Regions from separate parts of the Mus musculus genome. Here all the other regions are linked to region 2. Evidence: chromatin loops called from intact Hi-C (ENCODE). Cell type or tissue: heart. All regions are shown on one strand. Links, peaks and the distances in the headings refer to the core of each region. The heading gives the core; the rest is flanking DNA.

What was found. Hi-C counts contacts between places; a loop is a spot of excess contacts. Peaks named below come from ENCODE experiments on the same cell type or tissue, not always from the same donor. Only the 100,000 strongest peaks of a DNase experiment are listed, where the experiment ranks them.
Region 1: it touches region 2 in a loop (6-fold over the local background); 13 of 42 quality-filtered maps call a loop at or near these places.
Region 3: a loop joins it to region 2, with 2.6 times the contacts of the local background. A loop is called at or near these places in 12 of 42 quality-filtered maps.

Annotation. Positions count from the first base shown.
Region 1 is chr7:19,234,273-19,244,460 of GRCm38, reverse strand. The region is part of intron 1 of Opa3 (optic atrophy 3); the gene reads right to left. Gm25134 (a small nuclear RNA gene) reads right to left here and starts at 2,331; the gene lies at 2,172-2,331. In heart, for the core only: no CTCF peak of the experiment used is centred there; DNase peaks (open chromatin) are centred at 4,830, 5,940 and 7,840; H3K27ac peaks cover 4,481 bases.
Region 2 is chr7:19,336,376-19,346,450 of GRCm38, reverse strand. It overlaps Ercc1 (excision repair cross-complementing rodent repair deficiency, complementation group 1), which reads right to left and starts at 1,380. Exons shown (of 10, transcript NM_007948.2): 1 at 1,255-1,380; 2 at 734-845. The coding sequence starts at 838. In heart, for the core only: CTCF peaks have their summits at 1,382 and 3,598; DNase peaks (open chromatin) are centred at 1,090, 1,810, 3,630, 4,220 and 2 weaker places; H3K4me3 peaks cover 4,872 bases; H3K27ac peaks cover 4,613 bases.
Region 3 is chr7:19,222,629-19,233,160 of GRCm38, reverse strand. Gpr4 (G protein-coupled receptor 4) reads right to left here. Exons shown (of 2, transcript NM_175668.4): 2 at 8,985-10,532. The coding sequence ends at 9,909. Opa3 (optic atrophy 3) reads right to left here and starts at 4,772. Exons shown (of 2, transcript NM_207525.3): 1 at 4,577-4,772. The coding sequence starts at 4,718. In heart, for the core only: a CTCF peak has its summit at 5,117; DNase peaks (open chromatin) are centred at 4,430, 5,060, 5,780, 8,000 and 2 weaker places; H3K4me3 peaks cover 3,299 bases; H3K27ac peaks cover 3,450 bases.

The DNA of each region.
Region 1 (10,188 bases), core at 826-8,825, 100 kb after region 2:
TTCAGCTCCCTACGTGGACAAGGATGACCTTCAGCCTCGGACTGTTTTTCTACTTCCTCATGTGCTGGGATGACAAACATTACGTCCTATTGCTTTTTACTTTTTTCCAGATGTAGCACAGGCTGACCTTGAACTCATGATCCTCCTGCCTCTGCCTCCTGAGTAGCTGGGGTAGTTCTGCACCATAAGGATCAGGCCTAGCTCCAGAGACATCCATCAAAGCACAAGAAAATTCCAGAGAGCAGCAATGAGCAGAAACCTGACAAGAGCAGAGGTCCTCAGATGGGAGGCCATGCCCCTAACAGGTCACAAGCACCTGCTCCCCGACTGTTAAGAGCACACAAGCTATAAAGGCCCAGCAGCCACACTGGCACTCTGTAGGTCACCACACAGAGTGGCCAGCTGTCTTTCTCCACGGCAGTCGCCCACTTCTCTGGCAAGAGACCAACTCCCTTTCTTTTCCTTCCCAGAATGCAGAGGGAGGGTTGCAGCTTTTGTGAGCCGGGAGGCTCCGATCCTAGGTTCTCAGTGCAAACTGATGAAGCCCAGTGGAGAGCAGAGGTCTCCCTGCCTGGCCCTGCTTCTCCTCAGCACTTGAGAGCCTCAGGAGCAGGGGAGGGCAGGTGCCCGACTTCACCAGCTTAGCATCGTGGGAGACCATTAAGTGGGAGAAGATGGAGGGGGCGCACGAAAGTACTTTCAACAGTCTTTTCTTTTTCTTTTTTTCCTTTTTAAAGACGGTGTTTCTCTGTGTAGCCCTGGCTGTCCTGGAACTCACTCTGTAGATCAGGCTGGCCTGCCTCTGCCTCCCAAGTGCTGGGATTAAAGGTATGTGCCATCATTGCCCAGCTGAGTCTTTGAGATGGTCTCACTATGCCTGGCTGACCTGGGAATCCACCATGTAGAGCCAGGCTAGCCTTGAGTTTGTAGGAATAGTCTTGTCTCAGCCTCTCAAGCTGTGAGCATCACAGGCATGCACCACCATTCCTGTCTTCATTTTAGTTTTTTTTGTTTTTTTTTTGTTTTCGAGACAGGGTTTCTCTGTGTAGCCCTGGCTGTCCTGGAACTCACTGTGTAGACCAGGCTGGCCTCGAACTCAGAAATCCACCTGCCTCTGCCTCCCAAGTGCTGGGATTAGAGGCGTGCGCCACCACCGCCCGGCCTTCATTTTAGTTTTTATTGTTTATTAAACTGGTTTTGTTTTGTTTTATTTTGTTTTAAGACATGGTCTCACTGACTAGCCTTGGCTGATCTGGAACTCACTATGTAGACCATCATGCGCTTTGCTTTCTTGCTTCCTTGTTTTGTTACAGGGTCTCATGTAGCATGCACTGGCCTCAAATATGCTACACAGCTAAGGCTGAGCGCCTTCCTGCTTCTGCCTGAGACCACAGGCACGTGCCACCTTCCTTGACTTATTTACTGTGTTTTTGAGACAAGGTCTCACTGTGTAATCCAGGCTGGGACTGAACCTAGGGCAGAAAGCCTCCTAAGAGCTTCTACTGCAGGACTGTGCCTTTATGACCAGTTTCCTGTACACTTTAGGCCTGCCATTAGTATTACATGCATGTTGTATCTCAATAAGAATACACATCCAGAATTAGCAAGGGCAAGATGATACAGTAAAAGTCACTAAAAGTGACTGACACCTCAACTCAATTCCTCTAAGTTGTCCTCTGACTTCCATATGCTCAGTAGTGGCATGTGGGCACACACACATACACAAACAAAACATAGAATATAATTTCATCCAGACGTGGTGGTATAGGCTTTTAATGCCAGCATTAAGGAGGCAGAAGCAGGTGGATCTCTGTGAGTTCAAGGCCAGCCTGGTCTACAGAGAAAGTTCCAGAATAGCCAGGGCTATTACATAGAGAAACTATGTCTTGAAATACAAACAAACAAAAACAAAACAAGCAAGCAAGCAAACAAACAAAAAACTTTACAGAATTTACATACAAGAGCTGGAGGGATGGCTCAGAGGCTAAGAGCACTTGCTGCTCTTTCAGAAGACCCAGCTTTGATTCCCAGCACCCACACGACAGCTCACAACCTTCTGTAACTCTAGTCTCATAGGATCCATTGCAAGCATGTGCACAGACATCCACTCAGGCCAAACATAACACACATAAAGTAATAAAAATACATCTTTTCTTTTCTCCCCTACCCTCCACAGGAGAGCTCAAACACAATCCCCCACCACCACAAATTACTCTGAATTTCCTGCATTTGGAGAAACTGCAGGGTCAGCACATTTGGAGTGCAATGGATGAGTCTCGTTCTGGGAAAACCACCTTCATGATCATGGTATCTCCCCTGCCAGGTAAGTGTACAAAAACAAATTTAAAAAAATACAAAAGAATGAATAGTATTAATGAAACCCCAGTGAAGTGGTTTGGGTACAAGAAGGACTTATTTCTCAGCCTGTGCTGCTTCAGAGACTTGATTCTCTATGGAACACTCCCCATTCACAAAGCCAGGCTCACCATAAACTCCTAATAAGATATCTAGCATCATTTGTCAAGAAATAGCATAATTAAATTACCGCTGTTGCTACTGGTCAGTAAATTATCACATGGCTCCGAGCAGTCTCTGCTTTGTCTCTGGTTGTCTCCCAGTGAGCTCAACACTCACTCTGAGGCGGCCTAACCACAGTGCCACAGACCTTTCCTACTAACACTTAGGAGGCTGAGGCAGGGGGATAACAAATATGAGGCTAGTATGTAATGAGAGCTTGCCTCAAGAAAATAAAAGAACAGCCTGGAGAGACAGTTCAACTCTTCTTGTAGAGGACCCACAACAGGTAGATCCAGCTGATTCTGGCCTTCATGGTGCATATATATGTGTGCAGGTACACACATACACACATAAAATAAAAATAAAATTCAAAATTTAGGGAGACGGAGAGATGGCCTAGCAGTTAAGAACACTGGCTGCTTTTCCAGGCGAGCCGGGTTTTATTCCCAATACCCACAGGGTGGCTCCCACAGTTTGTAAGTCCAGTTCCAGGAGACCCCAAGTCTTCTTGCCTCTACAGACACCAGGCACACAAGCACACAGACAGACAGACATATAGACAGACACCCTGTATAGCCAAGGCTGCCCATGAACTCCTCCTGCTTCTGACTCCGAAGGCTGGGATCACAGGTGTGCACACACGCACACATGCACACCATCTGTCCCGCTGACTCACAGTCCTTCCTTCTACAGCAGCTCCTGGCACCCGCAGACACTAAATACAAGGAGTGGTGACTAAAGCAGGCTCCTAACGACTCCGCCAGAGAACGACCTCTGCCTAGGCTCCCCACCCAGATCTGGACAGACCAGCTGGGCTCAGGAGAGGGACACCTGTGAGCTCTGGAGGCTGAGGGCTGGGTGGTCCTGGGTTCCAGTCCTGCACCTGCTGCTTAGTTGCCGTGTGACTGGCATAGTGCATCTGCTTCCCATTTTGCAAATGTGGAGAGCAGCAGGTAGGGGAAGGGGTGCAAGTGTGGGGTGCTCCAGGCATGGCTCAAAGGCTTGCCTGCTCATCATCCCAGGAGTGAGCAAGGACTGTAGCAATCTGATGGGAGATAGCAGGGCTGCCTGAGGAATGGAGCTGGAGTTGAGCCCTAGGGCACTGTGGTTAAGGCCACCAAGGAGTCAGGCTGTCTGGCTTGAAGCCATTTACCACCTCCTGCCCTAAGGCCTCAGTTTCTTCATCTGTGGGACTTATAATGGCCACAGTAGAGGTTCACTGAAGTGCCTGGAATTGAGGCTGAGAATTAAGACTGTTTCAGACTAGCCTGAGCTACACATTAAGACTCTCTTAGGGTTTTACTGTTGTCAGCAGACACCATGACCAAGGCAACTCTTATAACGACAACATTTAATTGGGGCTGAATTATAGGTTCAGAGGTTCAGTCCATTGTCATCAAGGTGGGAGCACTGCAACATCCAGGCAGACATGGTGCAGGAGGAGCTGAGTGTTCTACATCTTCATCTGAAGGCTGCTAGGAGAATACTGACTTCCAGGAAGCTAGGACAAGGGTCTAAAAGCCCACACCCACAGTGACACACCCACTCCAACAAGGCCACACCTCCAAATAGTGCCACTCCCTGGGCCAACAAAGCCCCCCCACCCCCCCCACCCCCCCCACCCCGCGCAGTTCAAGGGCTGCATTTACAGGCTTGCTTCTCCACGCCTGGCCAGCTGCTCTCACCCCCACTCCCCAGCATAGAACCTAGGGCCTCAGTGCACACTTTATCACTAAGCCCTAGGGCCTCAGTGCACACTTTATCACTAAGCTGCACCCACAGGTGCCTCCTGAAGGATCAAATGCATGGTGTGAGGCTTTAGAGATGGTTAGTGGTTAAGAGCACTGACCACTCTTCTCAAAGACCTGAGTTCAGTTCCCAGCAATCACATAGCAGCTGATAGATGTCTACAACTGCAGTTCCAGGAGCTCCAACGCTATCTTCTCCACTCCTCAGGCACTTGGCATGTGTTCAGTTAAAGAAAAGAAATAAGAAGCTTGGTGCTCACAGCTCTAGCCGCCTTATTGAGGTCACGAGAACTGGCTGAATTAAAAAAAGAAAAAGTCAGCAAGAGGAAGATAGAGTCACCAAACCACTGAGAGGTGCTTTACTGTCTAGCTGGCAGGAGGTCTGTCTGCAGGTTTGGTTAAGATTTACTGGCTGGTTTTCAATAAACTTGAGAAGAGTACAAAGACTTTTGGAAACACCCACTGTCAGGGAGCTATTCAGTCAGCTTTCTGTGCCTGCCATGCAGCTAGAGCAAGCCCAGATGCAGCACAGAGCTGAAGAACTGACCCAGGCGCCCTCTCCTGTCCATCCAGAGTACTGCAGGCAGCCTGAGTAAGGAGAGTGTGATACAGCACTATAAATCAACCAGCCTTCAAACACAGTGGGAGGACCTGAAGAGGTTGATTGTTTTTGTAGCTATGGAGACAGAAGCAGGCTAGGCACTTAACTATATGCCCCCTCTGTTGTTCTGAGACAATCTCACATAGCCCAGGCTGACCTCAGACTTGTTAAGTAGCTGAGGATAACCTAGAAGTCTTGATCCTCCTGCCTCCACTTCTCAAATGCCAGGTGTGTGCCACCAAGCCTAGCCCCGGTTGATTAAAAACTGTTTCTTTTCAGACAGGCCCAGTGGCCAAGCTTGTCCCTAAACTCACAAGCGCCCAGCACCAGCCTCTGAGGAGCTGGGGTATAGGAGCACAGCACTCAGTCAAGCAGCAAGAGTGGGGTGGAGCATCCAAACGTCAGCCCAGACCTACAGCGGGGGGGGGGGGGGGTCACAGTGAGCACCGCTATGGTTTTTTGAGGCAGGATTTCACTCTTTGGCCCAGGTTGGCCTTGAATTATCAGCAATCCTCCTATCTTAGCCTTCTGAGGGTTGGAATTATAGATGTGAGACACCACAACTGAAGGAAGACATTGTTTTGTGTACACAAAACCACTGGGAGGGTGGGTAGCATGGATAAAAAAAATTCTAAAATGAAGACCAAGCATAGTGGCCCACGCCTTCAATCTCAGCATTCAGAAGGCAGAGACAGGTGTTTCTCTGTGAGTTCGAGGCCAGCCTGGTCTAGAGTTCCAGACAGCCAGGGCTACACAGAGAAACCTTGCCTCTAAAAACAACAACAGAAGAAAGAGAGAAAGACTGAAAGAAAGAATAAAAAATAATTAATGCCACCCCTTCTAATTGTTTTTTTTAAAATACTTAAATATATCATGTTAGCAAGATACATAACTGGTAATAATGAAGGGCACGCAGGCACGCACACGCGCATGCACACACACACACACAGGAAAGTGTTTGCTTAGCAGGAGAGCATCTTAAGTTTTGGAGGTCAACAGCCTGGCTGCCACACACAGGAGCTAATGTGACACTCTCAAGACTATAAATAGATCTCAGGGCAGTGACTTTCTCTGGAGAGCATTAAAAATAAAAATGCCAGTGCTTCCCCAGGTCAGCTGGGCCAGGCCATGTAGGTGGCACCCCTGGGCATCTCAGGCAAGTACCCACAAAGCCACATTGTGCCTACAGGTCACCTACCTGCTGCTTGGCCAACCATTATGCAGCTGTACTTAATCCAGTATTTGCCTGTCCCTCCCTCCATAACTTCCTTCCTGGAGACAGGGTCTCACCATGGAGCTCTGTCTAGCCTGAATCAGACTGGCTTTCAGTTGACAGAGATCACCTATCTCTGCCTATGTGCTCAGATTAAAGATGTGCACACTGCCAGGCGTAGTGCCGCATGCCTTTAATCCCAGCACTTGGGAGGCAGAGGCAGGCAGATTTCTGAGTTCAAGGCCAGCCTGGTCTACAGAGTGAGTTCCAGGACAGCTAGGGCTACACAGAGAAACCCTGGCTCAAAAAAACAAAACAAAACCAAAAACAAAACCCCAAAAAACAAAAAGATGTGCACACTGCACTCCATGGTACTTTCTATTTGCGAGTATGTGTTGCTGGGGGTGGATCCAGGGCCTTGTGCATGCTAAGTAAGCACACAACTATTGGGCTACAACAGCACTAGTCTTTCTTCTCTTTTTTTCCTTCATATTTGTTTGTTGAGATGGTTTTCAGGAGTCCAGTTGGCCTGAACCAACTAAGCCTCCTGCCTCCACCTCCTAGGTGCTGGGACTACAGGTGTGAGCCACTGCAGCAGCTATTTCTTTGGTTTTTGAGATAGGATCTCACTGTAGAGCCCAGGCTTGCCTGGAACTTGAGATCTCCTGCCTGGCTCCCCAGGCTTTGGGATTACAGGCAAGTGCCACCATGTCTGGCTAAGCCTAGTTCTCTAACTGAGGGGTGACTGGTTGGGGCTGTCATTTCTAGATGTTCTAATGGTTCCATTTTTCCAGTTTCTTGGCAATCCTGAGTTTTACTTGTGTTTATTATTCTTTTTTATCTTTTTAACATATACACTTAGGTATTTTTGTTTTTTGTTTTATTTTTTGTTGTTTTGGTTTGGTTTGTTTTGGTTTTTTTTGAAGAATCTCATGTAGCTCAGGCTGACTTCAAACGATAGCCAAGGATGACCAAGAGCTTCTAATCTTCCTGCCTCACCTCCAGAGTGCTGGGTAAGGTGGTGTGTAGCCACACCCTTTATACACACTGGGCCTGGACCCCGGGGCTTCTGCATGGAGGCAAGCACTCTACCAACTGAGCCCCAGGCTCAGCTTTAACCCTGGCTATTTTAAGTTCACATCTGGTAATACTGTGACTTGCAGTGTTTACAGGTCTCTGCTTGTTAGACTCTCTTTAGGCTCCCACTCAGTGTGGTGCCCCCATTGTCTATAGGGAACACATTTTCTTTTTTTTTTTTTTTTTTTGGTTTTTCGAGACAGGGCTTCTCTGTGTAGCCCTGGCTGTCCTGGAACTCACTCTGTAGACCAGGCTGGCCTTGAACTCAGAAATCTGCCAGCCTCTGCCTTCCAAGTGCTGGGATTAAAGGGAATGCATTTTCTATTGTGGTCCCATGCATGCCGCAGTATCACTCAACTTCTCTAAACCAAATACCAAGAGGCACGACAGATACATTCCTTTTTAGCAAAATATAACTTAGGCTGTAAACCCACAGAAGGACTAGCCAGTGGCCACAAGCTCAGGGGACAACACCTCCATGTAGAGGCTGAGGGGACAGCCAGTGCTGGAGCAGGTGTATACATGGGGTTTTAGGTTCCTTGTCCACTACAAAACAATATTAAAGACAACAGTAACAAGGAGCCTGCCAACTCCACTGAGAGCCGAGGCTGTGGTCTTCCCAGGGTGTCTTGACAGGCAGCCTAGTGCCCAGCTTCCCTGCAGCATGACTCCCATCCCCCAGGCCATTAGGAGCTGGAAAGGTCCCAGACAATCTGGTGGCCTGGGTCCAGCCCTTCCCTTGCTGCAGGAGACCTAGCCTCTCTTTCTGGAAACTCAAACCCTCAGTGTATAAGAAGGTGTGCTTCAGCATGGAGCATTTGCAGGCAGACTGGGGCACTGGGTGCTTTCACAGGTGGCCCCGCCCCTCACAGCCACCTTGTGAGTTTGACTTTCTCACTTGTCTCTATTCACAGCTATTTTCCCAATATGAGCTTATATTTCCCCTGTTGTGTGCCTCTGCTGCTGAAGTGCTTTGTTTTGAGAAAGGGCCTCATGAGTCCTAGGCTGACCTATAACAGTCCAGAGCTGAGGACGAATGCCTGTGAACTCTGAGTCTCTTGCCTCTACCTCCCGAGTGCAGAAGTTACAGGTGTGTGCCACCTGCCCACTCTTGTTGGTTTTCTGAGGCAGGGCCTCACACTGGAGCCCAGTGCCATGCAGGTACCTCATGCATCAGCCTCCCATTTGCTGGGATTACAGGCGTGTGGCACCAAGCTCGGCTCTAACTGAAGCTTCTGGTCAAATAGCCACTGCCAGCAAGCTAGAATTGGAGAGAGGAGGCCCAGACTTGCGTAAGTAGTAAGCCTATGAGGGCCAACTGCAATGTAGGGCTCACAACCCATGCAAGCTGCAAGTCCTAAGTGTGAGCAAGAACAGGTGCTTACAGCACGAGAGCTGACATTACCATGATGGTGACAATAAAAAGAAAGCTGGCACCAAATTTTTATGTATTTCAACTAACATTTACAATAGCATGTAGGGATTAGGCCAGGGCTAGGGTGTGGCTCAGTGGTAGAGCCCCTGCCTAGCATACTTGAGGCTCTGAGTTCAACCCTTAATTTTATAAAGAAAAAAAATATTTTTCCTTTGTCATAATAACTTATAAAAGTGTCAGGACACTCAAAAACAGAGTACAAAACCAGGGCCCAGAAAGGTTAAATAACTTGCCCAGGTTCCTTAGGCTGGCTGTGGGCCATGCTATCGACTGGCCTCAGAGCATGCAGAGGGCACTGGTCATCAGTCATAAGTACTCTACTCTGCAGAAAGGTAATGGTGTGCCCAGGACACACCCAGAGGAAATCACAAAGCAGAGACACAAGGGCAGACAGTCCTTATCAGTGTACCAAGCCCTATTCTCACATGACAACAGACTCCATGCCCTCCCAGCCACTGAAAACAACCAGTCCACAGGCTCTAGGTCAGAGCCTTCCACTATCATACAGGAATCTTGGGGTTAAGTTTTATGACTACCTCCTTTTGTTGTTTTGACAGAATCTCATGTAGCCCAGGCTGACCTCAAACTGGCTAGTAACCAAGATGAACCTTGAACATACTTCCTCCTATCCTCAGACTCCCAGGGCTGGCATTACAGACATGCACAACAAAGGCCAGATGTTTGCCTGATTTTGAAATACAGAATAAATGCTCAGAGAGGGCAACCCGCTCTGAATATCACACAGCCAATCAGTGGTGATACCAGGATTCAAATCCAAGGGTGCCTGCACTGTGGTCAAGTATGGCAGTTTATGTTTCCTGCACTGTCTGTGGCCGGCACTCAGGGCTGATCCGACTGACAGGGCCATAGGGATAACACTGTGCACATCCAGGCCCTGCCCTTAATGGCCCATAGCACCCACTTCCTGCTGAACGGGACCGTGATGAGCAGGCTGGGAGCCTGGTGGAGAAGACTACAGGGAGAAGCCATGGGAACTAGTGGTACCAATGCTCCATGGTGGCACCTGCCACCTGTCACTCAGCTCCTGCACCCCCACAGAGGAGGTTCCCAGCAGAGCCCAGCCAGCCACAGACTAAAGAAACAAAGGGGTCGTCAGGCTGGAGAGATGGCTCAGTGGTTAAGAGCACTGACTGCTCTTCCAAAGGTCCTGAGTTGAATTCCCAGCCACCATATGGTGGCTCACAGACATCTACAATGTGATCTGATGACCTCTTTTGGTGTGTCTGAAGAGAGCAACAGTGTACTCACATACATAAAATAAATAAATACATAAATAATTTTTTTTAAAAAAGGAAAAAGAAATAAAGGGTGGGTCACTGCTGTCAGGTGTGGTGGTAGATACCTGTGATCTTATTGCTGTGGAGGCTAAGGCAGGAAAATCACATGCATTTGATTGAGGCCAGCCTGATCTCAATGTGTACGTCTGCCTCAAACACCCCCTCCCCCCAAAAAAAGAACCCTCCAGAGCTGGAGCTGGCTCTGAGGTTAAGGGCATTTCCTCCTCTTGCAGAGGACCTGAGCTTGGCTCCCAGCACCCTGTCACTCACAACCATCTGTACCCCAGCTCCAAGGGATC
Region 2 (10,075 bases), core at 1-8,000:
ATAGCAAGGCTCAAGAAAGAAAAAAAGAAAGAAAAGAAAAGAAAGAAGGAAGGGGGGGCAGGCAAGATGGCTCAGTGGGTAAAGGTACTTGCCAGCTTCGTGACCTCACTCAGTTCAGTCCTGAGGATCTACACAGTACAAGGATAAAATCAAGTCCCACGGGTTATCTTTTGCCCTTCACAGGAGCTTCACAGCACTCATCCATGTGTGTACAGACAGCACAAAGACATGTTTTAGAGGCCAGAGAGATGCCTTCTCAGTTAAGAGCACTGGCTGCTCTTCAAGAGGATCTGGATTCAATTCCAGGTCTAGGGGAGCCAATGACTTCTGGCCTCTGCAGGTCTACATGCATGTAGTGCACAGACATACAGGCATGCAAAACATCCACACAAAAAACAAAAGGATGTTCCATTGCTATAACCTCAGCACTTGGGAAGTGGAGATGGGAGGAACTGGATTTAAGGCCAACCCTAGCTACACATCAATTTCAAGGCTAGCCCAGGAAACATGTGACCCAATCGAAGACCCAAACTAAACAAACAAAAGCTATCACTGGCCATTGCCCAGCTGCCAGCCTCTCCCTTAACCACCCTGTCATGCCATTTTACCAACGGGCAAACCGAGGATTGCAGAGCATGGCAGGTTATTTTTCCAAAGCAACCCAAGCCTAAACTCACACCGTAGTCCCAGGGATCCTTTTAACTCCCAAGAGCCCCCAAGTCTTCGCTCTTACCCCTGCACAGGGCACCTCTTCTTCCTCCAGTGGGATAACAAACTTCCTCCTGGTGGGTGGTCCTGAGGGCTGTGGCCGACTTTCCTCGTCCTTCCCAGGGTCCATCTGGGGCCTGAAAGGCGTGGCGACATCGTCGTAGGCATTTCCATATTCCAGAGGGAAACTCTGGCTCACAGTGGTATCCCCACCCCATCCCACAAAAGGTTGCCCGGTTCGCTAGCGTTAGGTTCCAGAGGACCAACCAGTGGGCCCGCCCCTTTCCTCCTTCTCACTCCGGATTGGTCTACGGGTCTTATAGCCCCGCCTACCTGCTATTACTCCCGCACGACACTCGCTCAGAGGCAATTGGCCCCGCCCCCAGGGGCACACCTGGATGCTTTCGCCTCGCCCAGTCCCGGCCTAGTCTCAGCCTCCGCAATGATTGGCTTCTTCCGCTGCCAATCATCAATCCCCGGCCTCCATCCACCTCCACCCTGTCCCTCTCGGTCCTAGCTCTGCGTCTAAGCACTGCCAAAACTCACCTGGTCTTTCCCGATGCCTAGAAGGAAATACCACGGGGGGAAACAGAGGCGACACAACGCCAGCACAGCCAGCACAACTCCTGCTAGACTCACTTCCGGCCGCTCTGGCCCTTCGCTCGTCTCGCTGCTCCCCGGAGGAGTTAGAGCGGGGAACTCTATTCGCGCTGCTCTCTATGGTCCTGGAGGACCGCTGTGGTTTGGGGCGGATGGAAGCTTGTGCATCTTGGTACCTGGGAGACTTTGACTTCAAGTAGTTGTGTTCCAAGGCCCTCTTGAGCGCTTCCCAGACTCCAGATCCGGCTCAGTGATGATCAAAGGAGGTGGGGGAGGGAAAGGAGGAAAGGAGAGAGAGACAGAGACAAAGAGAGAGAGAGACAGAGAGAGAGAGAGAGAGAGAGAGAGGAGGGAGGTGAGATTTCAGAGGACGCCCTCCCTGTAAGCGTGGGTGGACTCAGCCCACAGACATTGACTCACTCATTCTAAGCCATTCCCCACTTGCATCCCAAGCAGGGACTGATACCGACAGCTGTGGCTTAAAGTCCAGTGGGACAGTCAGACAGGGACAACCCAGAGCGGGCAGGGTCGGGAAGGGAGAGCCCAGAGGACATTGAGCCCGTGTTAGGGGGCACCTGACCCAGCTGGGGTGTGAGGACGGGCTTCCTGAAGGAAGGGACACCTGTGTTCCGAGACCTGGGCCCCATGAATGACTTAGTATGACTCATTTCCTGGAAGGACAGTTTCACCCCGTTCCAACTTGTAGTTCTGTGATTGCTAAGGAAATAGTTTAATGGTCTTATATATTTTTTGTTCTTGCTCATTTCCTTTGCCTATTCCTTTTAACAAAGATTGGCTCATATCCTTTGCCCATTTTTTCGAAATGAGCAATTCAACGGTTTTTTAAATTAAAAAGGGGGAGGAAAAGGAGATGAGCATCTTTTGATTACCGCCCATTTGTTGGAGTGATGCTTAAGGGCTGATGCTGTTAGTCACTTCATTAGGCTGCAAATCTTTCCTTCGAGTTCATACTTTTAAAAATTCTCCATTTAAAATTTTGCATGCATTTACCAACGTATTCTCCATTTTCTTTTGGTCTTCGTGTATTGAGAGAGGGCACGCCCAAAGGTCATCATATGTAATCCCTCTATATCTTTTTTAATGTTTTCCTAGTTGTGAGGTGTGTGTGTGTGTGTGTGTGTGTGTGTGTGTGTACAAGCACATGCCTACGCTGTGAATTCTAGGCAGAGACACTACTATTGAGCCATGGCCCCAGGCCTTTGGAAGTGTGATACAAAACAGAACTATTAATAGTAGCCAGGCGAAATGGCTCACACATTTAATCCCAACACACGAGGCAGAGACAGGCGGATCTCGGTGAGTTCGAGGACAGCATGACCTACAGAGTGATTTCCAGGTCAGCCAGAGCTACAAAATAAGATCCTGACTCAAAACTAGTTAATTTATCAAATTTAATAGTAAGTAACCGTTGATCCTAGGAAGGAAAGGGGTTGAGCTGCCAAGGAATCAGAGTGCCGTGCATAAGCCTTGCCATTAGAGGGCGCGCCTGAACCGTGTGTTCTGTGAAGGAAGCGCTGACAGAGGCAAGTTCCCACTGAATGCCTTAGTTTCTCTACCTGGAATCATTTGCTGAGGTTAAAAGGGTGCAGTAAGACCGCAGTGAGTGGTGGCAACCACCAGCACGCATGTAAACCCAGCACCGAGAACGCTGAGGCAGGAGGACTGGAGCAAGTTCCAAACTAGCTTATGTCCTACTTAGTGACTTCCAGCCCAGCCTGTGCCACAAAGCAAGACCCTGAACAAAACAAACAAAAAAACCAAAACCTCTGGATGTATTGGTGTCAACCCTAACACTGGAGAAGCAGAAGCAGGCGATCTATGTGAGTTCAAGGGCAGCCTGATCTATACAGTGACTTCCATATCAGCCAGGGATACATAGGAAGACTCTCCCACTACCCCCTCCCCCATGAAAAAAGAACCAGGGACTGGAGAAATGGCTCAGAAGTTAAGAACACTGACTACTCTTGCTGAGGACTAGATTCACAGCATTCACAACCATCTGTGACTCCAGTTGCAGGGGATCTGACGCCCTTTTCAGACCTCCTAAGGTACCAAGTACACAGAACACTCATACACATAAAACAAAACAGAATTACATGCCATTTAAAAAATAAAATACAAGGACGCGTGTCTCTGAATCTCTGAAATGTCAGAGAGCGAGCGTGTGTGAGATACCAAGCTAAGTAGAATCCTAACTCCGTGTGTGAGATGTGTTTCTCCCACAGGGCAAAGGTATCCCAAGTCTTGAACCTGCAACTCTCGTCTCTACCGCCAGGGGTCGCCTGCGCCCCGCTATTATAGGATTCTCGGGTGGGTTGGGAAGGACCACGCGGGATGCTCAGGACCCAGCGGGAAGGCGGCGAGCATCCCTACCGCAGCCAACCTGCGTCCCGACCGCCCACGGCTGTGACTTTGAGTCGTTTGCATTAGTCAAGGGCGGGAAAAGTTCCTCCTAGTTCTTCAGCATCCCCAAGTTTGCTTTCTGTGTTCAATTTCTGCACTGAGCCTTGCATATCCAGATCGAGGTCCTCCCACTCGGGGGCTTTGAGTTCAAATGATCCCACTTTGAGTTCAAATGATCTCTCTTAGCATCCCGGTCAAGCTTTCCTCCTGGGTTTCTTCCTCCTGTATCAAGTACGGTTCTGTTCCCCTCTGCACTCCAGAAGGGATGGAGAACTGGGGGCTTGGACTAAAAAGGAGCTGGACAGCTGGAGACCCTCAAAGGTTCCGCCTGCGGCGGCGAGGGTGGGGGACCACAGTGACCAGGCCGGCGTCCCCACCCGCCTCTAAACTTAGCCGCGGTGACGGCGATCGCGGCGGGCCGGGGACACAGGGGGCCCGAGCAGAGAGGGGGGCTGGCTCGCCTCGGCTGTGAGAGCTTCTATTTATAGTGCCCGGAGCCCGAAATAGCGTGGAGCAGAGCGGCCTGGATGACGCGGGAGCCGCCCGGGGCTGACTCACCCGGCCCGGAGTGGAGGCCCCCGGATGGGGGGACAGTGGAGCGCACCGGACCCGACCCCCGCGCCTTCACGGACACCTCTTCTACTACTGCACCTCAATGTGTCCACTGGGACAATGTGTCCGTGGATGAATAGATACACAGCAAAAGATGTTTGTAGCAGAGGCACTGCAGTTGGATTAAGGGAAGAACTTCCACCAAAGAAATTGGACCAGGTAGGAACACGTGCTTCTCACTAGGAGGAGTACTGAAATGTTTTAGGCATGGCGGCGCAGACTCATTGACCACAGACAGCCATCGTTCCATAACGTGTCTTCTGTACTGCCCCACCCCCACCCCCAACCCCTGGAATGTTCCTCCTGCCTGGAGTGCTTATCCCTGCCTCCAAAGACTTGAGAACTCATACGCTTACTTTAGAGCGCTGTCCCTCTGACCTAGTGGCCTGGGATAAATGAGCGGTGTCCAGGGCAACACGAGACAGAGCTAAAGATAAATTTAATCTAGCCGATTAGCATGGATTGAAAAGTGATGGCAAGAAGGAAAAATGGATCCAACAGCAGCTTGCTTTCTGTCCCTGCAGCAGGTGCCATGTGCAGGTGTGGCCCGGGAGCCTCGTTTTAACCCCGGGAGGGGCGCACTGCAAACCATGGTTAGTGTTGCACTGTGTCGCCTACACCTGGGCCACCTGGTCCTCAGGTCATGGGGGTCCTAGCATTGGGGCCTTAGGGAGTCCGGGAGAGGTGTGATTACCAAAGTACAACCCAAGGCGCCCTCAGCCCCGCCCCCCTTAAGGACACAATCACGTGTAGACACTAAGCAGACTTTATTGTGCTTCTTTGCTGAGTTTATGGAGCCTGCAGGGAATCACAGCAGACCAGACACAGACAAAAACGTGAGAGAGAAGGGTGATGGCTCATTGAAGCCCAAGGATGGTGTCTTGCAAAGACTTAACAAGTCTAAACTGGATGTGGAGGCAGGGACTCAGATGCGAGCCCTCCCCAGGGTCTGAGGCCAGAGGACGAAAGGGTACAGGCCAACTTGGGCTACTCAACAAGACCCTGTCTTCATAAAGTCAAATAATGGCCTTAGAATAACTCTGTTGGCAGAGCATTTGCCTCGTCGACAACGTCATGGATTCAATCCCCATCACTGCATAAACTGGCCATGCAGAAAAGGCTGCATGAAACAGTCTGCCTCAAAAAAAAAAAAAAAGCAAAGTATGGAGTCAAATAGGTAAATAGTACTGTACTTTTTTTTTACAACTGATTTCTTTTTACATTTATTTATGAGGGGACATGTGCACAGCACTCACATGCAGTACAAAGAACAATGTTCTTATGAGTGTTTTTCTCCCTCCTTCCTTCCACGACACGGGACCTGGAGGTTGAACCCAGGCTACCCATCATGCTTGGTGTCAAATATCAAGTGTCTTTACCCACTGAGCCATCCTGCTGGCCTGGTGACTTTTATTTTATTTCATTTTGTTATGTTTTGTTTTTTTGAGACAGGGTTTCTCTGTGTAGCCCTGGCTGTCCTGGAACTTGCTCAGTAGACCAGGCTAGCCTCAAACTCACAGAAATCTGCTTGCCTCTGCTTCCCAAGTGCTGGGATTAAAAGTGTATGATACCACTGCCTGGCACCTGGTGACTTCTTTGTATTTAATTTTAATTAATTAAAATTAATTAATCTACAGCATGCTAAAAACAGCAAAAACAGTGACACTTCTGACTGAGTTCTGAGGCATGTGGACTTTTAGTAAACTGTACATGAAATTTATTACTTTAATGAATTGTTGCATGTCTCTTGAATTTATCCTTTTTTTCTTTCGTATGTATGTATGTATACATATGTATGTATTTGAGACAGAGTCTCTCTATGTAGTCCAAGCTAGCCTGGAACTCCCTATGTAACCCAGGTTAGCCTTGAGCTTACAGAGATCTGCCTGCCTCTGCTTCCCAAGTGCTAGGATTAAAGGTGAACACCACCATATCTTTTTATTATTTATTATTATTATTATTATTACTCTCTTATTTATAAGTTTGTGTGTGTGGTGTGTGTGGGGGTGTGTGTGTGAATGCAAATAACAAAGGATGGAGGTCAGAGAGCAAGTTTATGAAATCAGTTCTCCTCTTTCATCTTTACTTGGGTTGCCTGGTTTGGACGGCAAACATCTGCCAGCGAACCATTTTTCCAGCCCAACTCCTCCCCACCTATGTCACCCTCTCTGCCTCTCTGCCTGTCTCTTTGTCTCTCTCCTTCTCCCCTCCTCTGTCCCTCTCTTTTCTCCCTCTGTTTCTCTCTCCTCTCCTCTTACCACCCCCCCACCCCCCCCACCCCCCCGCCCAGTGTCTAACATAAACCAGACTAACCTCAAACTCTATGTAGCTGGAGACAACGTTCAATTCCCAATCTGCTGCCTCTCCTCTCCAGTACTGGGATGACAAATTCAGCCACATCTGGTTATGCCTCGCTGGAGGCAGGAAGTTTCACCCATGCTAGGTTAGCACTGCGTCCACTGAGCCTCATGCCCAGCCTGGGACTTCTGATTCTGTAGATGAATAAACTGGGACTCGGGAGGAAGGGGGCTTTACGTCATAGCCGGGCAGCTCCAGGGCTGGCATCAGAACCAGAGCAATCTTCCAGACTGTGGCCTCCTGTCACTCAGAACGTCAGGCCACTGTCTCTGATGTCCTGTCTCAGATGGAGGACATTCTACAGATGTGGCTGTTTTATTGTTTTATTATACTAACTGTTATTTTTTACAACTGATTTTTTTTACATTTATTTATGAGGGGACATGTGCACAGCACTCACATGCAGTACAAAGAACAATGTTCTTATGAGTGTTTTTCTCTCTCCTTCCTTCCAAGACACGGGACCTGGAGGTTGAACCCAGGCTACCCATCATGCTTGGTGTCAAATATCAAGTGTCTTTACCCACTGAGCCATCCTGCTGGCCTGGTGACTTTTATTTTATTTCATTTTGTTATGTTTTGTTTTTTTGAGACAGGGTTTCTCTGTGTAGCCCTGGCTGTCCTGGAACTTGCTCAGTAGACCAGGCTAGCCTCAAACTCACAGAAATCTGCTTGCCTCTGCTTCCCAAGTGCTGGGATTAAACGTGTATGATACCACTGCCCGGCACCTGGTGACTTCTTTGTATTTAATTTTAATTCATTCATTCATTCATTCATTCATTCGGGACAGGGTCTCTTGTAGGCCAGGCTGGCCTTGACTCTTGATCCTCCTGCCTCACAGCCTCAAGTGCTGGGATGACTGGTGTAGGATGACGTCACGTCTGGCTGTGTTCTGTTTTATTTTGCAACAGGACCTTGCCATAGAGGCCCGGCTGGCCCAGGAAGAAACCAAACCCTCCCCCAAATACCAGCAATACTCCTTCATCAGCTTCCCAAGTGGTGAGGTCATAAGTGGGAGCCACCATCCTTGGCTAAAGGGTTGGGTTTCCTTGACAATTTTACTGTGTTAGAGAGAGTGGGGCATGGGCATGCCTTGGCACACCGTGGAGGGAGGCAGCTCTCGCCCATATTTACACGGGTTCCAGGATCTGTCTCAGGTTCTCAGGCTTTCCTGGCTCGCACCTTTACCCTTTTCCCTGCTGAGTTATCTCCTAGCCAGAATTTGAGGTTTTAAATTGCTTTGCTTTCTCCCCTCCCCGCCCCCAAAACAGGGTCTTGCCCTGTAGCCCAGGTTGGGCAGGAACAGGTAACAGGCATCTCTCAAGCTCTGGAGAACTAGGTAGAGTGTTTTCTTCATAAACTGTAGACAAATGTAACTCTGCTGAGAATGTTACAGAAACCAGCAAAGCAGAGAGCCTGGGAGGTGTGGCTCAGTGGGAAGGCCTCTGCTTAGAGTCCCCACCCTCACCCCTCCCCTGCCCTCCCCTGTTGGTTCCTCCAAAAAAGCTCCTGTTGCAAAATAAAACAGAACACAGCCAGACGTGATGTCATCCTACACCAGTCATCCCAGCACTTGAGGCTGTGAGACAGGAGGACCAAGAGTCAAGGCCAGCCTGGCCTACAAGAGACCCTGTCCGGAATGAATGAATGAATGAATGAATGAACTTTAGGAGCTTTGCTGAGCTGTGGTACCCTTTGGGGATGCAACAGTGAAGGAGGCGCAGATGCTCTCTGTGGCCAAAGAAAACTCAAAGGAGGAGTCTCGCGTCAATGGGGGGGGCGCTTGGGCAGACTGAGTCTATGCTGCAGTTTAAGAAACAGGCTAGCAAACAGATCAAATCACTAGAGAGGGTCTTGGAGGTTGGGTCAACCATGCAGTGCTCACCCATCTCTTTAGAAGCTCTGAGTTCTGCCCCAAGCACCATAACAAAAAGAAAACAGGCTGGGTGCAGTGCACGCCCTTAATCCCAACACTCAGGAGGCAGAGACAGGCGGATCTCTGAGTTTGAGGCCAGCCTGGGCTACAGAGTGGGTTTCAAGATAGCCAGAGCTACACAGAGAAACCCCGGGTTGTTTGGGTTTTGGGGGAGGGTGGCGATTATAGAAAGCATTGGTGAGAGTAGACCTTGAGATCTGTGACAAAGAACAGTGACAGGCTGATACCTCTGGCTTCCTTCATCCCATCCATCCGGGGTAGACTCCAAGGGGGCTCAGGGGCAGACTGCTTTCAGGAAGTGGAGAGCATGAGTTTCCATCTCAGATTTGCTCAGCCTCGGCTTGGTTCCCTCCTGAGCCGGGGAGATCACAACTTCCCAGCTCCTAGACACCTCTCTGCAGCAGCGGTGGTAATAATGGTGACTGTTTTAAAGTAGAAACCGCCTGTCACCCAGCAGCCGCTCCCTGCCAAACTGTGGGCTGAATGCCTCCGCCACAAATGCTCGCCCTCACCCTGGAAGGGAAGGTACTGTTTGTTCTCTTATGTTTAACACGGAAGGAAACCTGTCCTGCCTTCCCCTCCTCCCAGCCACAGGGGCCAGAATGCTCGCACCCCAACCCTCAGCTCACAGGGTTACCTTGAGTTCCATCTATCCTACCTTTCCAGGCAAATTCACCTCACACCGGCCCAGCCCAATCCTCTGCCCACAAGTGACCAGGATTGATTCAGGGGCAAGCATGTGACCCTGTTGGGGTCAATGAATGATGGCTGAGGCAGGAGAATTGGACAGCTACGTGCCAGCTTGGAGGGCACAGTGAGCTCTTTCCTAAAATAGTGCTAACATTAGATGAAATAACGGCTTATTGGGAGAGTCCTCGCCTAGGAACCATGAAGCTCTGGGTTTGGTGACACAAACCTTGTTCTCTCATTGAAGAGGGAATCTTTTGTGCAATGTATGGAAGCTTCACCTGTCAATAAAAAAATAAATAAATAAAATAAAAGCCTGTGGCCAATGAGCTGAAGCAGGAGTTTTCAGAAGGTGGGATATCCAATGGAGAGAAAGAGGATTCTGGGAAACTGTCAGGGGTGGGAAATTTTGCCTCAGAGACAGAGGAAGACAGTTACAAACTGAGGACCAGGTAACCAGCCACTAGGCATTCATAGAATAGAATATACAGGGTATTAAGTTATGAGCTAGTTGGGGAACAGGCCCAAACTATTGGGCTAGGCATTAATTTATATAAGTCTCAGAGTCATTATTTCTGGGAACAAATTGGCCAGATGAAAAAACACCAGGTTTCAGACAGTAACAACTACATACAGATAGTAACAACTACATACAGATAGTAACAACTACATACAGATAGTAACAACTACATACAGACAGTAACAACTACATACAGACAGTAACAACTACATACAGACAGTAACGACTAC
Region 3 (10,532 bases), core at 1,189-9,188, 110 kb after region 2:
TCTTCCCTGTACTCTCTCAGCTGTAGCAGCCACAATGGCCTTCCTAGCTGTGAGGATAAGGGGCAGGCAGCCAGGCACACCTTTAATCCCAGCACTGAGGAGGAGGCAGAGGTAGGGAGCTCAAGTTCAAGGCTAGCCTGGTCCACATAGTTCCAGGCCAGGCAGGGCTACAGAGTGAGGCTCTGTCTTAGAACAAAGTGAAGCACAACACAAGGGCTGAGCGCCAACATCCTCAGATGGATCAGCAGTGGGAGAGAGGCCTGACCTGGAGCGACAACTCACGGCTGAACTCGCTGAGCCACAGCCACAGCCTCTTAGCACTGTGAGGAAAGGAAGAACAGACTGAAAGAAAGCAGGACCCTGCTAGGTGGGGCTCTCCAAGCTCAGAACATCTCCAACAGCACACGAGTCTCCTCTGCCTGTTTGCCATCTATTCTCTCCCACCTGACTCCTGCCAGCTCTACCTTTGAACAAATTTCCAGACCAATCACCACTGACAGGAAAGGAAGGTTGACTTGCTAACCATGACTCATGACACCATTTCAAGACCACGGCCACACATGTACATAGCCACAAAATCTCGTGTATCCCAAACCTATCCTTCCCCAGATAGATATGGACACACTATACTTTGTGGGATCCCTGCCAAAGACACACAACTCAGAGCCAATTGGGGAAAGTTCTGCAGAACTATGTCAATGTCATGAATGACAAGGGTGGGCAGAGAGAATTCGAGAGCAGGGCACCAGACCTCAAGTGGCCCAGGTTGGCTTCAAACTCCGCTCCTCCTCTTGCCTCCACCTTCCAAGTGTTGGCGTGGTAGGCATTGTCAGCATGCCTGGCCCACCACACCTCTATACTAGAAAGCTCCCCACCACTGTGATTCAGCTTTAGCTACTTATTTCTCTTTTCCACTCTTTGGAGACAGGGTCTCAAAGGATGTTCTGGTTGTGAATGCACTCTACTCCCCAGCCTGGTCTTGAACTTTCAATTCTCCTGCCTCGGCCTCCAGAGTGGCTGGCATTACAGGCTTAGCTAGTGAACTTTTTTTAGTGCCAAGTCATACTGCAGATTAAAGGATACCGAGCTGGACTGTGTAAGCTGTCTCCTTGAGGCATCCACCCTCAGGCAATGATTACCAAAGATCTATTAAAATGTAACTCCCCAGGCCCCACCCTGCCTTAAGGAACTACTGCAGTTAACAGTTGCTGGAGGAAGGGAGACTTATTCTTCACTGATAGCTCATGCAATGGTCAGGCTACCATAACCCCTTGCCAATGCACAGCCAACCAACTCAACGGACTTAGAAATAATAATAATGCGCCATCTTGTTCTTTGTTTTTGGAGACAAGGTTTATCTGTGTAGCCCTGGCTGTCCTGGAACATTCTCTGTAGATCAGGCTGACCTCAAACTCAGAAATCTGCCTGCCTCTGCTTCCTGAGTGCTGGGATTAAAGGCACCTGCACCACCACTACCTAGCCATAAGGCACTATCTTTAATTTCAGAACTCCAGAGGCAGGGAGGTCTCTCTGAGTTCAGCATGGTCCACACAGCCAGCTGTAGACTAGCCAGGGCAACCCTGTCTCAAGGAAAGAAAGAGTCATGAAATAAAGAGGGCTGGCTGGAAAGAGGAGGGATCAGTAGAGTGGGCAAGGAAGGCTCACAGGGGAACACAAAACAGTGAAGTTGTTGAAGCCATACAGTAAGATGTATAGATTTCCATGCCTGTACACCTGCATGTGGCAGTGAGAGACGGGGATCAAAAGCCTGAGGTCATCCTCTAGTACATGGCAAGTGTGAGGCCCGCTGGGCTACGTGAGAGCCAGTCACAAAAAGTTAGTAAATTATGCCTTGAGGCTGAGCTGTGATTCAGTGGTAAGGTTCTTACCCAGTGCACACAAGACCCTGTGTTCCATCTTCAAGGCCACACACACACTCACACACACTCATCATACACACTCACACTTACACTCACCATACACACATGCAAAGCACATGCACACTCAGGCATAGGATCAGAACCTTCTAATGAGCCCTGCCCCTCAGGCAAAAAGCCCAGGTGTTTCCAGTGGTCAGGCCCGGTCCTCACGTGAGCGCTCTCCGAATTGCCTTGGTCTCCTCCATTCCATGTGCAGAGGCAGGGCGACCTTTGAAGAACCCCTGCTTACAGAGCTCCTTTCACCTCATTTCTTTTCTTCCACAAAAGTTGTTGCCACCTAACAGGCTTTTATTTTTTGGTTTTGAAACTGAGGCTTATGTTACAGTCCAGGCTGGCCTCAAACTCAAGGTACTCCTCCTGCCTCCGAGTCCCAAGTGCTGGAATGTGTCCCCATGCCTGGCTAGACTTCCTACTTTATATTTTAGGCATTGATTCTGGTTGTGGCCTATCTTCGACGATAGGAATCCCTGAGGCCTGGATTTCTTTACATCTTCATATTCCTCACAGTAAGACAGCATTTCAGGCTGCATAAATGCACAGAGGACATCCATACAGTGGGAGAGCAAGGCCACTGCAGCCACTAAGGACTAGGTGCCCTACAGGCTGGGAGAATACAGACTGGACCACAGTAGGCAGGCACTAACTGCTCCTGTCTCTCCATAGCCTCTGTACAGAACTGGAAACAGAGGCTCAGGTGGGTTATGTTCCCCTGCCCAAAGTCATCATTGAAGGGGCAGGGTAAAGCCGTTCCCTAAACCACAAAGCTAAGACTAGTCCCAGGACTTGGAAGAAAAGCAGGAAGCTGAACAGGCCAGGAGGTCCAGAGTCCACAGCTAGGCTCTGGCACAAGCCTCTACCATGATGAACTGACTGTAATGGAGTGTGATCTTGGAGAGTGACCAAATTCCTGCCTGCGATGGCTTACTTTTTTCTTCTATAAATTTAAGTTGTCATCCCTGGTTTGTGTCCTGCAGATCTTGGAACTCACTTTATAAGTAAAGATACTTCATAACTTGCACTGACTCTCCTGCCTCTGCCTTCCAAGTGCTGAGATTGACAAACATATGGGACCAGTTTGTTTGTTTGTTTTGTTTTGTAGCCAGGGTTTCTCTGTGTAACAGCCCTAGCTGTCCTATAACTCACTCTGTGGATCAGGCTGGCCTTGAACTCAGAGATCTGAGATCTACCTGCCTCTGCTTCCCAAGTGCTGGGATTAAAGGCGTACACCACCATGACAGGCTGGTTTGTCTGTTTAGTTATTTATTTATCTTTGGTTTTGAGACAAGGTCTCATGTAGCCCAGACTGAACTCAATCAGGTATCTTAAGGTAGCTGACCTGTTCCTATTGTCTCAACCTCCCAAACACTGGGATGTGAGTCTATACCATCATTTCTTGCTTCAAAATCCCAAAATTTCCACTGCAAGACCTTTGGCCCAGGCAGAAGCTCCACCAAAACCCAAAATGACCAAGAATCTTATTAAACACACATGTGGAGGAGAAAAGTCAAGGGTCCCCTTAGTGCCTATGTTCCACCCTTGGAGCCAACAATGTCCCTCAGTGGTCTGGTGAGATTCTCCTCACCCTTCAGTCTCAGTTGGAATATTCCCTCTACCCGGAAGTGCTCTTTGTACTCTATGTCAGGTCAGGTACCTAGTGGGCTCTGCCATCCCATCTAGATTGTCACTGTATGAGTCTTGGTTCGACAGACTGGTACTGGCGTAGATAGACCCTGTTGTTTTATAAGCAGGGTCAGCTCAAAACAAACACTCATCATATCATTTATAAGCTACATGGGGCGTTGGACAAACATGAACGGTAGTTCTCGGTAAATTACAAAGACTTCCCCCTCGTCTCTGCTTTACAGAGATCAGTCTTTTCTAGGAGCACACATCTGGTGCGTTTGCGAAGCAAGTGAGGTCTTTGCTCAGGAGACTCCCTTGGCTCACCCGGCTGCTCTAAACTCGAGTCTGCCTACAGTTCCTGACATAATGCGGACATATTAGGACCGTATCTTTCCCAGTGTCGGGCTAAGAAGCCTGCACGGTGCGGCTACCGAACGAAAAGGATCGGTGTGAGGAAACTCATAAATAAACGGAAGGACGCCCATTCTGGGTTCATCCTTTTGCCAGGTCGCAAGATTCCAACACTATCACGACCCTAACTCAGTGTAAAACTAACGCACAAGCTCTGTGCTCTAAACCCAGGGTGATACGCAAATCACCCACAGGGCCGAAGGGAAACTGAGGGACAAACTGGGGTTTCTGTAGTCAAGTGTCTCTCTTAAGGATGGCTCCGAAGCGGATCGCTAAGGGGACTTCTTCTCGGTCCCGCCCCTAACTTCTGACAATAAGCTCCACCCTGGTGTTTCTCACACCTCATCCTATTGGCTGGTGTAGACGTCAACCGCCAGAAGCCCTCTTCTCTATTGGCTTGCATTCCAAACTCGCGCGGTGACGCCCCTGACTGCTCTCCCTTCTTCCCTATTGGGTCAGTGACACGCCCCTCTAGCAGAAGCCATCCTCATTGGCTATAGCGTTTTGCCGGTTCGCGCCGGGATTGGTCAAGCACAGACGCCGTTCCCCTGAACTAGAAAGATCGGGAATGGAAGGGCTAGAGGCCTTGGGGTGAGACTCACGCTGGGCTGGCGGTAGGCAGATGTAGGTCTTGAAGAACTCGCTGCGGCGGGCAGCATCCTTGATACGGTTGGCCAGCGGCTTGCTAACCTGCCGGATGCCCAAGTAGAACAGCTTCGCCATGGGGAACGCGCCCACCACCATCTCGGCGGCCGCCCTGGGGCACGCGCAACCTTGCTGACTGGGCGGGGCGCCGCCGACCTCGCCGTTCCTCCCCCACCCGCCCGTGGGCCGTGCGTGCTTGCGTAAGGAAGGACTTGCCTACGTGCCTACGTAGGAGCGTGCGTTTGCACGCTCGCGGCGGAGGTGGTGGGGAGGGTGTTTGTCTGCTGGGGGGGGGGCGGGCGCTCGTGACGTCGCCGCGTCGACGCCTCGACGTCCGTACGTTGGGTATGCAAATGTGCGGCGGAAGTGAAGCGTCAGAGGGCGGTGCCGTTAAACGGCCGCTCGTGGGAGCGTGGCCGGAGCCCTAGTCCCGACGTACTGACGTCACCGCGTCTTGCGTGATGTCACGTACTGAGTCGATTTCCCTGCCCATAGGAGGCGCCTGGTGAGTCCCAATTAAGTCTAAAGAGTCGGGGTGCGCCTTCCCGGCGGTTAGTGCCCTCGCCGGGGAGGGGAGCGAGTCAGCGCGTAGTCATACAGACCTGCCGCTTTACTCACTCTCTGAAGTTGGAGGAGTGACTCAACCCTTCAGGAAATCGGTTCGTTCTTTTTTTGTTGTTGTTTTTTTTCCCCTAATTGTTTTTAAAAGCCGGTCTCGTGTAACCCAGCCTGGCTCCGAACTCAATGTGTAGCCTACGCTGTCCTTGGAACTCCTGATCCTCCTGTGTCTGTGCCGCAGTGCGGTGCTGGGATCACAGCCCTGCGCTACACGGCCCAGCATTGATGTCAGCATCCCCGTGAGCAAAATGTCACACATAACAGTACCTGTCTTGTGTTTTCTGTGTTGTGAGGCTTGTGTCTCTGAACCCCAAGGCATTTCCCATCTTAGGAGGGGGGCTCCACCACTGAGCAAAAGACTCCAGCTCCTCCCAGGGGGGAGGGGGTTAGGCGGTGACTCTATCGCTGCGCCATGCTCACTGAGTGGCTCTACTAGTCAGCTTTGTGTGTGAATCCTGAATGTAAAACACAGGAAGTAACTACATGTAGAGCATGTCCCGCAAAGCCCAAATGTGCACTACAGCTAATCCATCCTTTTCCCAAGTAACCGAGTGAAAGACTGAGGGTCCCATAAGAACGGGGTGACACGGGGCTTCTCAGCCACCACATTGCCTAATATCACTGGTTCTCAAGCAGCCTGACTTCCTCCTTTGGAGGGTAAGGGTCCCCAGGGAGCTGGCTCAGGAAGGAACTTTAAGGACATGTCCCAGACTGTCCTCCCTTACCCAGCAGGGAGCAAAATCATATAAACAAAGTCAAGACTTAGTTGAGAGAAATTCCTGGATGGTGGCGTGAGGATGGGTAGTTGGGGACGGGAAGGGACCGGAAGGCAAAGGAGCAGAGGGGTCGTGGCTATCAAGAGAAAAAACTGGTGACACATAGCCAAGGGACCCCGGACTTTCCCATCAGTGCCTTTGGTCAAGTCCTCGCATCAGGGGACCCGTGCTTCATTTATATTGGTGGCAGCTGGGCCTGGTGTCACACAGCTGTCATGGAAGCACTCAGGAAGCTGAAGCAGGAGGATGGAATGTTCTAGGTCAGCCTGGACTACATAATGAATTCAAGGTCAGCCTGGGCAACTTAGTGAGTCCTGACTCAAAATAAAATGTACAAAAATAAAATAAGATGTCCATCAAAGAGGCAAAGTGTAGCTGTGTTTGGTAAAAGCTCCTGCCTAGCTTTTATAAGACCCTGGGTTCGATGTCCACTACTGGGAAGAAATCAGGAGGGCTGGAGAGATGGCTTAGTGGTTAAGAGCACTGACTGCTCTTCTGAAGGTCCTGAGTTCAAATCCCAGCAACCACATGGTGGCTCACAACCACCCATAATGAGATCTGATGCCCCCTTCTGGTGTGTCTGAAGACAGCTACAGTGTACTTACATGTAATAATAAATAAATCTTTAAAAAAAAATCAGGAAGAGCATATGTGACCTTGACATCTAAATTATTAAGAATGTCCGGATTTTTTTAAAGATTTGTTTGTTTGTTTATTTATTTATTTATTTATTTAATGTGTGAATACATTGTCACTGTCTTCAGACACACCAGAAGAGGTCAATAGATCCCATTACAGATGGTTGTGAGCCACTATGTGGTTGCTGGGAATTGAACTCAGGACCTCTGGAAGAGCAGCTAGTGCTCTGACCGACTGAGCGATCTCTCCAGCCCTGAATGTCCCGAGTGTTGAGAACCACTTTTGCAGGAGTCCTTCTGAAGACGTGTGTCTGGTGAGCTCCATGGTTTCTTTGGACAGCACCTTCCCCTTCACTGTTCATTTTTAGTTATGTGCATATGTGTGTACCTGTGTGTGGGGTATGTGCACATGAGTACTGCCCACAGAGGACAGAAGAGGACGCTGGAGCCCCTAGACCTGGAATCACAGGTATTTGTGAGCCACCTGACATAGTGCTGGGAACAGAACTCAGGTCCTCTGGGAGAGCAGTCCATCTCTTAACCACGGAGCCATGTCTTCAGAGTCGCCACTTCCCATTCTACAGACATCCCAACTGAGGCTCAAGCTTCCACAGGACTCAGGGTGGAGATAACACTTCTTGAGTCGAAGTCCAGGGTCATCTTCTAACCCTGGTGGCCAAAGGACCTCCTAGGGAGTCTAGGATCTCTGGGAAGGCTTTAGGAAACCTCTAAACTGGTATGTAAATCTTCCTTTCTGATTGTGTCCTTAGTTCTCAGAACAGCTTCCAGCACACAGTAGGTGTTCAATACATTTTGTTTGTCTTGCTTTGTTGCAAAGACAGAATCTTGTTATACAACCCAGTTTAGCCTCAAACTTATGGTCCTCTTGCACTGGTCTTGAGGGTTCTGGGGCCTGCACCACCATGCAGAGATGCCTCCATCTCAATCTCCTTCCCAAATCAGTGCTTTCTGAAGCCCCTCCACTCCACTCACCTTTCCTACCCACAAACCTGCTTCTTTACTAAGTGCTTTTGCAGCCCCCAGTCCTCTTCACGCCTTCTCCTCAGTTCTCTGAGAAGGGTTCCATGGGACTTTTCAGATGAGAGAGAGAGAGAGACACTCTGTGTGTGTGTGTGTATGTGTGTGTGTGTGTGTGTGTTTGTGTGAGAGAGAGAGAGAGAGAGAGATTTTCCCATCTCAGCGGCCTGTTTCTACACCATAGAGACATCTGCCATTTCTTGACTCCAGGGGTGGAGCAGGCTAGCCAGAGCCAGGCACTTCCTCTCCCTCCTATTTGGTGAAAGGAGCCACCGAAGCATCTGGATCACCCATTAAGACACAAAGAGGAAGGGATATCATTAGCTACATCAGGCAGGCAGCCCTGGCCACCCTGGGCGTGGGAATAGACAGATAGGGGAGGAACAGGGAGGCCCCACCCAGCACTGTAAGACCTTCCACCCTTTGCCCTGCAGCCTCTTCAGTGACTATCCTGGACCAGGGCGTGGGCTGGTTCCCAGAGGCCCTTTCCACCCAGGCCCCTTGGGCACCCTTTTCCCAGAATGGGCTCAAGTTACACAATCCCTCAGGCTCTGTGTTTCTTCTACTGTCTTCCTTCAACATAAGTCCTAAAAACTGGTCCCTTCTCAAAAAACAAAAAACAAAAAAACCCAAACTGGTCCCACTGGCATGGTGGCGTGCCTTTAATCCCAGTACTCAAGAGGCAGAAGAAAAGGGGGTGTCTGGGTTCTAAGCCAGCCAGGGTTACACAATGAGACCTGTCCAAAAAAATCAACTTGGTCCTGATGGCATAGGCCCATCATCCTGGGTATTCAAGAGACTGAGGCAGGGAGATGACAAGTTAAAGGCCTGTATGAACTACAAAGAGTTCCGAACCAGCCTTAGCAACTAACCAAGACTAAGAGGGAATGGGTGTGTGGGCAGACCCCGGAATCAGCTTCTAGTACAAAAACAAGTGAGGGGCAATGGATGGGCCAGTAAGCTAGCTGAGCAGGTCAAGTTCCCCAGGCCTGGAGACTGAGTGACTCCCTGGACCCCTCATGGTGGATGGAGAGAACTGATTCCCTCAGCTGTCCTCTGACCACCACAGCAGTGATGTGGCAGAACACCAACCCCACAGTAAGTAAATAAATATAATTTTAAACGGAGTTGTCCCTGGGTGTGGTGCCCCTCAATCCCACCACCAAGGAGGGAGGCAGAGGCTGATGGATCTCTGCATCGAGACCAGTCTGGTCTATACAGTGAGTTCCAGGACAGCCTGGACTACACAGAAAACCCTGTCTCAGGAAAACAAAAACACTAAATTTAAAAGGGATAAGGGAATTGTCTTGCTATGTTTATTTTTTATTGTTAGTCCTACCTCCCTGATAGCAGGATCTGGTCTTCACAGACCAACCTAATCTCTGAGGCAAGATGTGATTAGACAGTGCATGAATGGATGCTCTTCCTGTCCTGGGCCTCCTTTCTAAACCAGCCCTGCTTACGATTCCTTCAGGCAGGCTGCTCAGATTGGCTCTTACCTGCTCTTGACAGTCCCTGTCCTCCTTCACCATCTGAGACTGAGAGAATGCTGTTTGTGTAGAATCTCAGAATATCTGCTTGACATAGCAGTTAACATCTGTAAGCCTAGCACTTGGGAAGCTGAGGAAGGAAGACCATAACCTCAAAGCCAGACTGTGGTAAATAGCTTTCCAAAATACAAACAAGAAGGAATTACCAGCATGCTAGGTATTACCAGAATGGATTCTAGGCAGGGGCTCTCCCACTTGGGCCACGCCCCAAGCCCCTCACTGGGAATTTTAGATAAAAACTGCTAGATTACATCCCCGGGCTTTGTTGTATTTAATATTTTGAGACAGGGCTTCACTTTGTGGTCCAAGTGGGTCTTGAACTTCCAAATCTTTCCTCGGCCTCCCAAGTAGCTGGAATCACACACTTGTAGCATCTGATCAGACTCGTCTGTCCTTATCTGCCAGAAACCAAGCAGTTGGCTTAATTATCCCCTCATCCCAAACTCTCCATGGCTGGCTCCCCATCTGGGCGCCCATGATGACAAACTCCTGGCTGTGTTGTTCCCCCTTCAGACCCTGCTGGGATTAAGTGAATCATTGGGGATCATAGTGGAAGAAGATGACAGAGAGAAAAAAAAAACCTCATTTTTTTCTTGTAATTCACATGGACATATTTACACACATTTGCATACAACCGGAAGGGTGCAGGATGACAGTTGGGCATGGGGCTCACTGTGCCGGGGGCAGCAGCACCTTCAGTGGCACCTGGTCCCCCTGGGCAGTCGGAGGCACTGCCCAGACAGCCCCGGACGACTTGCCGGTGGTGCTCCTCTTGGAGGTCAAGGGTGTCTCCAGGGTGAGGGAAGCATTGGCCATCTCCTGGGGCTTGTTGCTGGCCAGGAAGCGGAGGAGGTTGTGCAGGGCCTTGGCCACATCACTGCGGGCACCCTCGTTGACCAGGCAGTAGAGGATGGGGTCAGCCACACAATTGAGGCTGGTGAAGGCCAGGGAGCTGTGGTAGGCAGAAAAGACTCGCTCCTCGAAGCCACAGTCCCAGGGCCGGCCCAGGTAGACGGCGCTGCGAGACAGCAGGAGAGCATGGTAAGGCGCAAAGCACACCAGCACAATGGCGATGAGGCTCAGGGCCAGACGTTTGATCTTGACTTTCTCCTGGCGCTCGGTGGACACACTGCTCTGCACTGCCCTCAGGATGCCACGGTAGCACAGCAACATGAGTGCCCAGGGGAAGAGGAAGCCCACAAAGACGCGGTACAGATTCATCCAGGCCACCCAACGCTCCATGGGGAACTTCTCAAAGCAGAAGGTGTGGTTGTAGCGATCACGAAACAGCTC